Linked DNA regions of Homo sapiens: region 2 is linked to region 1. The links are chromatin contacts, found by Hi-C or POLR2A ChIA-PET in ENCODE. All regions are on one chromosome and are shown on one strand. Each heading gives the region's core, a stretch centred on a gene start or an enhancer-like site at or near the end of the contact. The rest is flanking DNA. Distances are from core to core; before and after follow the strand shown.

Region 1 (4,841 bases), core at 1,246-3,745:
GCCACAGCCTCCCAAGTAGCTGGGATTACAGGCACCCGCCACCATGCCCAGCTAATTTTTGCATTTTTAGTAGAGATGGGGTTTTGCCATGTTGGCCAGGCTGTTCTCGAACTCCTGACCTCAGGTGATCCACCGCCTCAGCCTCCCAAACAAATTTTTAAATATCTCAGCCTTCTAGTCCCTTTTCCCATGATTTGGCTATAATCTCAAACTGCTCTTGCAAATTTTTTTTTTTTCTGAAGAAACATAGTGCTCAAAGAGACTCTCATCACTCTGATGAGAGAGAAACAGATCCAGTGGATTAACGTGTTTTGCTAAGTGCTGTGATAGGAGACCTAGAAAACAAGCTTTTGGCCCTTTATATGATCTTGAGGGAATCTCCTGACCTTTTGGATACTTAGTCTTTTCGTCTGTAAATTGAGTACCATAGCATTTGTGTCACAGCATTACAATGCCAATTAAATCAGGCCGAAGCACTGTAGTGTATGGCCTGACACGCTACGGTCTGGAAATTTCTCAGGAAAAATAAGGGTGTGATGAGTGGAAGTGGAACACTCCCTCTCTCTCTCTCTTTTTTTTTTTTTTTAAACTTGATTTTGTTTTTTTGGAGACAGAGTCTCACTCTGTTGCCAGGCTGGAGTGCAGTGGCGTGATGTTGGCTCACTGCAACCTCCACCTCCCGGGTTCAAGTGATTCTTCTGCCTCAGCCTCCCGAGTAGCTGGGATTACAGGCACGCACCACCACGCCCAGCTAATTTTTGTATTTTTAGTAGAGACGGGGTTTCACCATGTTGGCCAGGATGGTCTTGATCTCCTGACCTCGTGATGCGCCCGCCTCGGCCTCCCAAAGTGCTGGGATTGCATGCATGAGCCACCGCGCCCAGCCCAATTTGATTCTTTATTTTGGTAGTAGCTAATCTATGTGATGAAGCCCTGACTCTTCATTGTTCTCGTGTCACTGATGTAAAACAACAACACATTTAAATGTGTGTTTAAAATGTACAATTCATATAATGTACAATTTAGTGGTTTTTAGTATTTTCACAAGGTTGTGTGATTGTCACAACGAATTCCAGAACATTTTCCTCACTCCCAAAAGAAACCCCATATGCATTATCAGTCACTGCCACTCTCCTCTTATTCTAGCTCCTGATAACCATGTTCTGTCTCTGTGGATTTGGACTGGGAGAGACATAAAGGATAGGGGCTACTCTCCCTCCCGTCTTAAATGCGTCTCAGTCATGAACCTTGCCATATTTTAGTGCTTTAAACATTTTTAAAAATAGTTGATTTGAGGAGGAGGAGGATAAAACAAACAGCAGAACCCAAAAAGAAGAACTCGGACTCCAGACTTAATTCTATCCTTTGCCCTCTGGCTAACTTTGGATATGCCAATTCTTTGTCTGAGCCTCATTTTCCCCATGCAGATAATTTACATTGTATTAGAGAACTACCTCCTCCCCAAGCTCTCTTTCAGGCTTAAATTCAGTGATCTTGAGTCTGTGTGTGTGTATATATATATATGTATATACACACACACACATTGATTTTCTTTTACCATGTGCTGGTTCTTTCAGTCTCTTGCTGCTTTCTGTTATCCACGGAGCTGGCATTGCTTTCTATTTTTATCAGTGTACTATTTAAATATAGAAATAAATATCTTATGTATATCTATTTGTGTGTGTGCATAAAGCAGTGGAATTTATGGACTAATGCGGTCACTTACGTAAATTACTTAGCACGGGGTTTGGCACATACTAAGTGCTAGATAAGTATTATTTGCTAGGTGAGTGATGGGTCACCCTGGGGTAGACCAGTTGACATTTGCTCATATGGAACTTGTTCAGTGAATTGTCCTAAGTGATCACAGCTGGAAGCTGCCTTGGTCTTTGGATGGGGCTTCTGCTGTCTGCATTCTTTCCTCTTTGCTTTCACTAGTTTCTGGAACACGTCAGTGTGAATTTTTTTTTAAGGCAGAGTCTCGTTCTGTTGCCCAGGCTGGAATGCAGTGGTGCAATCTTGGCTCACTGCAACCTCCACCTCCCAGGTTCAGGTGATTCTCCTGCCTCAGCCTCCCGAGTAGCTGGGATTACAGGCACCCACCACCATGCCTGGCTAATTTTTGTATTTTTAGTAGAGATGGGGTTTCACCTCATGTTGGCCAGGCTGGTCTTGAACTCCTGACCTCAGGTGATCTACCCATCTTGGCCTCCCAAAGTGCTGGGATTACAGGTGTGAGCCACAGCACCTGGCCGTCAGTGTGAAATTATAGATTTGGAAAAACAAATCCTGTGAGAAGAGCAATTTACCGTACCCTGCTCTCTTCAAGTGACGTGGGAAATGAAAAACGTCCAAACTAAGACAAATTTATTGGATACCAAAACCACCAGGCTATTGATTCTTAAAGCCAGACAACAAGGTTATGAATTGGGTGATAAAAATGGAAAGCATTTAGCTTGACTTCTAAGGCGGGGCAGCTTTGTGCGCTATCGCAGTTATTGGGTTCTACTGACAGCCCCACAACTAATGACCTAGCACTTATTAACCAGAGTGTTTACTCTATGTGCTACATCTGTCTAATGTGTTGTGTGAGTGAGATATATCTGAACAATTTGATTTTGTATTGAGGCCGGGGTGCCTGAGACTTACTCTGTAACTTTGAAGGCTGCAAGAACATTAGCTAAAAGTTCTTAGCTGCAGCAAGGAAAGCAAGAAATTGTTCTAAGCCCTAAATAGTTTTGCACTGCTGCAGAGGAGGGATTTATGTCTCCTGATGGGTTTTGGAATGGATAAGCAGATGTTGTGTGTTAGATGTTAGAGATCAGTTATTGAACCCACAGTTATTTTAATTTGGATGCTGAAATTCAGAGAGGCTGTGTTCATCAGGGTCATAGTCAGTTGCTGACTGAGATTTCCTAAAGCTTGGCTTCATGCTCCTTCTTTCACACCATTCAGACTGTTGAGGCCTGTGGCAGCTGTCAAGACCGTGCTGTCCATCCTCCAGCTGCCTGGAGTGAGCCCCACTGCTCTTCGACAGGGGCTGCTGGGGACTGGGTATCACTGACCCCGTGGAACTGAAATGCCTCTTTTTGACTCTGTCTCACAGTGGTTTACTTGTGTCTTTTACTCGATGGTGCAGGTAACTGTTATGGGTTGAATTCTGTCTCCAGAATTCATATGTTGAAGTTCCAAGCCTCAGTGCCTCAGAATGTGACCTTATTTGGAAATGGGGTTGTTGCAGATGCAATTAGTTGAGGTCATCCTGAAGCCACTTGGGTCCTTAATCCATTACAACCAGCGTCCTTGTAACGGGAAGTTTGGACACAGACGTGCACACAGGCACAATGTCGCGTGAAGGTTGGAGTTGTGTTGCCACAAGCTAAGGTCCTACCAGGAGCTAGGAGAGAGGCCAGGAACAGATCTTTCCCCAGCGCCTTGAGAGTGAGCGTGCCCTGTTCACACCATGATCTTGAACTTCTAGCCCACAGAACTGTGAGACAAGTTTCTGCTGTTTAAGCCACCCAATTTGTAGCACTGTTGTTATAGCAGCCCTGGCAAACTGACACAATAGCCCAGTGAGCATTCTATACCATGAAAGTAGAATTAGGAGAGGAAGATACAGTAGACTGTACCCTCTTACCACCCCCTAGTTCTTCTTTTTTTAATTTTTTTTTAATTTTTTTGAAACAAGAGTTTTGCTCTTGTTGCCCAGGCCAGACTGCAGTTGCGCGATCTTGGCTCACTGCAACCTCCGCCTCCCGGGTTCAAGTGATTCTGCTGCCTCAGCCTCCCAAGTAACTGGGATTACAGCACACGCCACCACACCTCCACATCTGGCAATTTTTGTATTTTGAGTAGAGATGGGGTTTCACTATGTTGGACAGGCTGGTCTCCAACTCTTGACCTCTGGTGATCCACCCACCTCCGCCTCCCAGTGTCCTGAGATTACAGGCATGAGCTACCACGCCTGGCCTTTTGTTTTAAAATGATCAAACTGTCGCTAGGAACTTGATTACTTCTCACTGTAGAGCTGCTGGGTGCCAGATTACAAGCTAGGTACTTCCTGGTTCCACTCTGTACTATTGTGTGTAATGTATGGCATATTATTTAACCTACCCTGAGCTGTGGTTGTCTGATGTGTACAATAATGGGTGGAATAATGATAGACAAATATTAGGAGTTTGGGGTGGATTAAGCACCCACCATAGAGCCAGACATATATAATGAAATAACCACCGTTCCTTGTGTGGTTCTAGAACCTTATGTGCTAAATTCTAGAAATTTAGGATCATTAATAATAACAAAGATAAATCCCATGTATGCAGAGCGAAGAGATTTAGGTAAACTTAAGAAAAGGCATTCATCTCAAACAAGTACTTACGCGCAAATGTTTGTAGCAAAACTATTCACGGTGGCCCAAAGTAAAAGCATGCCAAATATAACATCACCTGATGAATGGATAAACAAAATGTGGCCTCTCCGTGCAATGGACTATTAATCAGCTGTAAAACAGGATGCTAGGCTGGGTGCGGTGGCTCACGCTGGTAATCCCAGCACTTTGGGAGGCCAAGGCGGGTGGATCACCTGAGGTCGAGAGTTCGAGACCAGCCTGGCCAACATGGGGAAACCCTATCTCTACTAAAAATACAAAAATCAGCTGGGTATGGTGGCAGGCGCCTGTAATCCCAGCTACTGGGGAGGCTGAGGCAGGAGAATTGCTTGAACTCAGGAGGCGGAGGGTGCAGTGAGCCGAGATTGCGCCACTGCACTCCAGTCTGGGCGACAGAGCGAGACTCTTTCTCCAAAAAAAAAAGGATACTGCGCTGACATGTGCTGCAACA
Region 2 (4,841 bases), core at 975-3,474, 130 kb before region 1:
GGGAGAATGGAGGGAGGGACTCAGTACTTGGTCCCCAGCAGGAAGAACTCTCCTCGACCATATTGGTGTCTTTACCCATTTCCCAATATGACTCCCTCTCTGCTGGGTTTCTCAGTTACAAGAGCACTCTCTGATGCCTTCCGTCTGTAAGGCAGAGCTACTGTATTGAGAGACTACCAAGGCTGGAAGAGACCTTGGAGCCCCACTAGACCAACACCTTCATTTTACATCCGTAGAAACTAAGGCCAGACCTAAGGGAGGTCAAGATGATTATTCAGAGGGGAGGTGGAACCAGAACCTAGGCTCCCTGGTCCTCAGCTCTCCCTTCTCTGCAGCATGCTCTGCTTCCATCCAATCTGCACCCAAAGCACGTTCTTCCAGTGTTTCTTTTGTGCCAGGCACTCTCTCATTCGGTCATTTTTGTTATTTCATTCTCACAGCAACCCTGGGAGGGGGATGTGCTCACTCTCCCACTTCACAGATGTGGAAACTGACGCTTGTGCAAGGCCCACAGCCATGAAGAAGGAGCCAGGACTCAACTCGCAGCTGTTCAGACTCCTCAGTTTGTTGTTCCAGGACCGACCTTGCCCCTGGCTTCCCTGCCTCTCTGACCTCGCTGTATTTCCTAGGACTCCTCTCCAGGTTTTCTTTGTTCCTAGCCTACTAGGCTTCACCTAAAAATGCCACTTGTTTTCCCACTTGAGTGGCCTTGTTACGCTGCTTTTTTTGCTGGATCCAACCCCCCATCCTCTCTCTTGTCTCTGGCTGAAATCGTTCCTGACTGTAGGCTCTGTGACACTGTCTCTTTGTGGGGTTTCCTTCACTTGCTCAGCCAACGTTGATCAAGCTCCTACTGTGTGCAGGTCCTGGCTTGACAGCGGAACACAGAGGTGCAGAGTTACTCATCGTCCATTCAGGAGCCTCGTCTTGGTGAGGGAGGAAGAGTCTCGTAAGGGGATGAGTGAAAGTCAAAGGGCCCAGAGGACAGTGTGTTGGGTAGCATTCTGCTTGAAGAAGTCAAGATGAGAATATTAGATTTGGGTCTTAGTGATTAGGAGATGGGAGGATAGGGTAGGAGGAGGCGTCACCAAACAGCAAACCAAATCAAAGGCTGTGCTTGGCCATCTTCAACTAGGCATTGTCAGTATCTACATACTTTAATTCTTATTCCTTCACTTAGGTATTAGAGGCTGTGAGTACGTTACACCCATCCTTATATCTATGAAAGCACCTTGCGAAGCTCTTAGTACTTACGACTCCTCCACTCAACATTTATTATATTAAATTCAGAGCTTCCTGTCCCTGCCCTCGAGGGACATAGTTGGAGAGCTTGCAAAAAATGTGTCATAAGTTAAGCAACAATAGAAGATTAAATGAACAGTTACGAGCAACAATAGAAAGGAGGTAGCAGTGTAGTGAATGGATGTGTGCACTGTGGTGGCTGAACACGGATGGGAAGTCAGAGGTGGGAGCTTCCTTTAGCTTCTCAAACTCAAAGGAGGGGTGGGACTTGAGTTGGGTCTTTGGATACAAGACAGTTAAAATCTGAATGGAAGGATTAAGGGAGGGTAGTTTGGCAAGCACAAATATATTTTTTGGGTTGGAGAGGAAGCCAGCTTGGGTTTCTGTTAGCAAGGAGTTGCAGATGAAGTTGGTGAGTTAGGCCGGGCGTGGTGGCTCATGCCTGTAATCCCAGCACTCTGGGAGGCTGAGGCGGGCGAATCATGAGGTCAGGAGATCGAGACCATCTTGACTAACGCGGTGAAACCCCGTCTCTACTAAAAATACAAAAAATTAGCTGGGCGTGGTGGCGGGCGCCTGTAGTCCCAGCTACTCGGGAGGCTGAGGCAGGAGAATGGCGTGAACCCGGAAGTCAGAGCTTGCAGTGAGCCGATATCATGCCACTGCACTCCTCCAGCCTGGATGACAGAGCGAGACTCCGTCTCAAAAACAAAAACAAAAACAAAAAAAAAAAAACAAAAGAAGAAGTTGGTGAGTTAGGGGCTGTGGGCTTTGGGAAGGCAGGGTGACTTTTCATCAGGGGGATGTGGTGTGCTAAAGGCCCTGGTTTTGGAAGGTGCACCTGCATCGTGCCTGGGACAAATTGAAGCGGGGAGAGATGGAGGCTGGGAGACAGCTGGACAGGATTTTGTACCAGTTCATATATGAAGTTCTAAGGGCCGCCAGGCTGGAACTGTTACAGGAGGACAGAAGCCCAGGGAGGCTTGTGAATTTTTCTCTGTTGAATCACTGGCTCACAAACATTTGCTTGATATGGAAGTCTGAGATGGCTTTCATTGCCCACTGTAATATGGCCTTGTTGGAATAAAGTCCACTCGTGACACAAGCAGCAAGTCTTAAAATAGCGCTTTCTCCTTTGGCTTGGCTTGGGGTAGAGCTTTGGTGAAAATACACTTTTCGGGGCCTCTCTTATTGGGGGTTTGTTCAAATGGGCTCAGGGTTATAGAACAACCTTTTTCCTAGCCTTGGATGGCACCCAATAAGGGGTATAATAGAGAAAATTCTTCTTTTCCTCATGAGTGGCTCCTAAAGCAGCTGCGTGGAGCTGAGAGCAAAGTGCTTGGAGCTCTGACATCTGGGTTCTGGATTCACCTTAAAAGTGAAGCCAATTTCTTTGCTTCCTGTGACGGCTGGTGTTTCTCTGTCTGAGGAGGAGCTTGCTTTGAGATTACGGTACACACTTTTCAGCATTGTGGGGTAAGCCATTCTGGATAACAGAATTTCTCAAATAGGATAATCCAATCCCTTACAGACAGCAAGTCTTTATTTTTAATCTTTAAGGAATGAGGGTTTCTCTAGGATGTTCTGTGTACTTACCCTCACTGGCTCACCATCAGCCCCTGGAAAACTTCAGCTGTCATATTGGGACGCACAAAGCTTGTTATGAACCAGCCCTGCCTTTCTCTGCAGTCTCACCCCCCACCCCTGGCCACCCCCCATTTCATGCATCATCAATCTGTAACTTAATCATTTTCTTCTTTACTGATTTTTTTCCCCCTAGACCTGTCAAGCTGTGCACATACCCCTCCTGCCCGGTAAGCTCTTTCCTTCTTTATCTGCCTGGGACACTTGTGTTTTTCCTTCAGAACCCAGCTCAGGTAGTCCTGCCTCTTAAGCTTTTCCTGGTACTGAGCACTGAACCGCATCTGCACCTCAGTCTGACTTCTGCAGCTGCACTTTCTGCGCCGTAACCTGACTGTTTTGCTAGAGAGCGGGAGCCTTTCAGTAAAACTGCATCTCAGGGGATCTTCTAGGTTTTACCGTATGCCTGGAACATGCAGTCAATACAATAAATGGTTGTTGTTGTCGTTTTAGATTTCAGTGAATTTGCTGGCCAGGCATAATGTAACCCTTTCTGATGAAACCTCGAGTGTCATACTGTGCTGCAGTGGTGGATGGGTTGATGTGAATTAGCCTCTCAAAGTATTCCGGAATCTAAAGAAAACCTTCCCCCTCTCACCAATGACCAGAATGGCCATTGGGCATTCCTGGGGTACACTGATGCCTTCAGGAAATCTGGTGGTGCTGGTGAGGTAGAATGCATCTTAGTCATCACTGCAGACCTAGAAATGTCTTCACACAGGCCGGGCACGGTGGCTTACGCCTGGAATCCCAGCACTTTGGGAGGCCGAGGCGGGTGGATCACGAGGTCAGGAGATTGAGACCATCCTGGCTAACATGGTGAAACCCGGTCTCTACTAAAAATACAAAAAAAAATTAGCCGGGCGTGGTGGCGGGCGCCTGTAGTCCCACCTACTCAGGAGGCTCAGGAGGCTCAGGAGGCTCAGGAGGCTGAGGCAGGAGAATGGTGTGAACCCGGGAGGCGGAGGTTGCAGTGAGCCGAGATCGCGCCACTGCGCTACTCCAGCCTGGGTGACAGAGCGAGACTCTGTCTCAAAAAAAAAAAAAGAAATGTCTTCACACAAGCTCTCAAGGGCTGAGTATTGAAGTGGAGGATTAGCAGGTAGGAGGACTTGAAGAACCTTGTACCTTTTATGTTTAATAGTATTCCCCATTTAAAGAGCCAGATGCAGAATGGCAGTCATAATTGATGGAGAAATTATCAGACGGTGATGGGGACTGGCTAGGGAGGATCGAATAAATTTGTACAGGAGCTTAGCAGCAGTGCCTAAAGACTCTTCTCCACATAACCACATGTTTATGTTAGAATATTTAGTATTGCCTCTAGTATTCGTGAGGTCCATTTGGGTTTTTATGGCACTGCCCTTGTAAGCCAGGCGTGAGTGCTGCATGAATAGGTTTGCTTAGCAAATCACAGAGGAGTGACAGAGGAGCCCTGGGCTTATCAGAAGGTTTGTGTGATCCAGGCACTAGCAAAACTTTATGAACTTGCACTTGGCACGTGGTGTTGGTTATATGGTTCAGGAAGCCCTACTGCTTCTCCAGTAGTGGTCTGATTTAATCCATACCAAGGGGTGCTTGTTCTGGGTCTTAGCTTTTGCCATTTTCCTTTTTCTTCTGCTTGGAATTATCTATAACTCCTTTGGAAATACAGCATTTTTGAGCTCATTAAATTTGTTAATGTGTGTATTATGTTGAGAAAGCACTCAGTTATTTAGAGTTGCTTCATTCCCTTTCCCTTCATCTCTTTGCCTTCCCCACCTTAGAGTAATTGTGCTTGGTTAACCAGGAAACCAAGGGCTCCTGGGGATGAAGAAGAGGCCAGTCTTTCTCTTCTTAGCCCTGTCCAGAGATCTCAGAAAATTTGCAGAGGCCCTGAAGGTAAAAGCAAATGGTTGCCCACTAATCACCTGAGGCAGTTTTTCAGGAGTTTTCTGTCTACCTTGCACTTTTCTCTC

The links. A loop is a pair of places that touch in the nucleus more often than their neighbours do. ChIA-PET counts read pairs that join two places held with the same protein, here RNA polymerase II (POLR2A). Pooled maps may share reads with other maps.
Region 2: a loop to region 1 is called in a map of mesothelial cell of epicardium, with 6 times the contacts of the local background. The contact joins two enhancer-like sites. A Hi-C loop is called at or near these places in 9 of 168 maps with a recorded cell type or tissue (GM13976, Right ventricle myocardium superior, heart left ventricle and 2 more), 8 of 37 single-sample maps with no recorded cell type and 4 of 50 pooled maps. POLR2A ChIA-PET finds 5 or more read pairs at or near these places in 1 of 52 experiments (WTC11).

Annotation. Positions count from the first base shown.
Region 1 is chr22:33,778,630-33,783,470 of GRCh38, reverse strand. The region is part of intron 1 of LARGE1 (LARGE xylosyl- and glucuronyltransferase 1); the gene reads left to right. Among named protein-coding and RNA genes, the nearest start is that of LARGE-AS1, 56 kb to the right of the region's middle. RefSeq lists enhancers at 283-783, 3,192-3,693. Within about 2 kb of position 2,495, at least 3 of the 41 ENCODE cell types and tissues checked have a DNase peak (open chromatin) inside an H3K27ac peak, as active enhancers do.
Region 2 is chr22:33,906,659-33,911,499 of GRCh38, reverse strand. The region is part of intron 1 of LARGE1 (LARGE xylosyl- and glucuronyltransferase 1); the gene reads left to right. Among named protein-coding and RNA genes, the nearest start is that of LARGE1, 11 kb to the left of the region's middle. Within about 2 kb of position 2,224, at least 5 of the 41 ENCODE cell types and tissues checked have a DNase peak (open chromatin) inside an H3K27ac peak, as active enhancers do.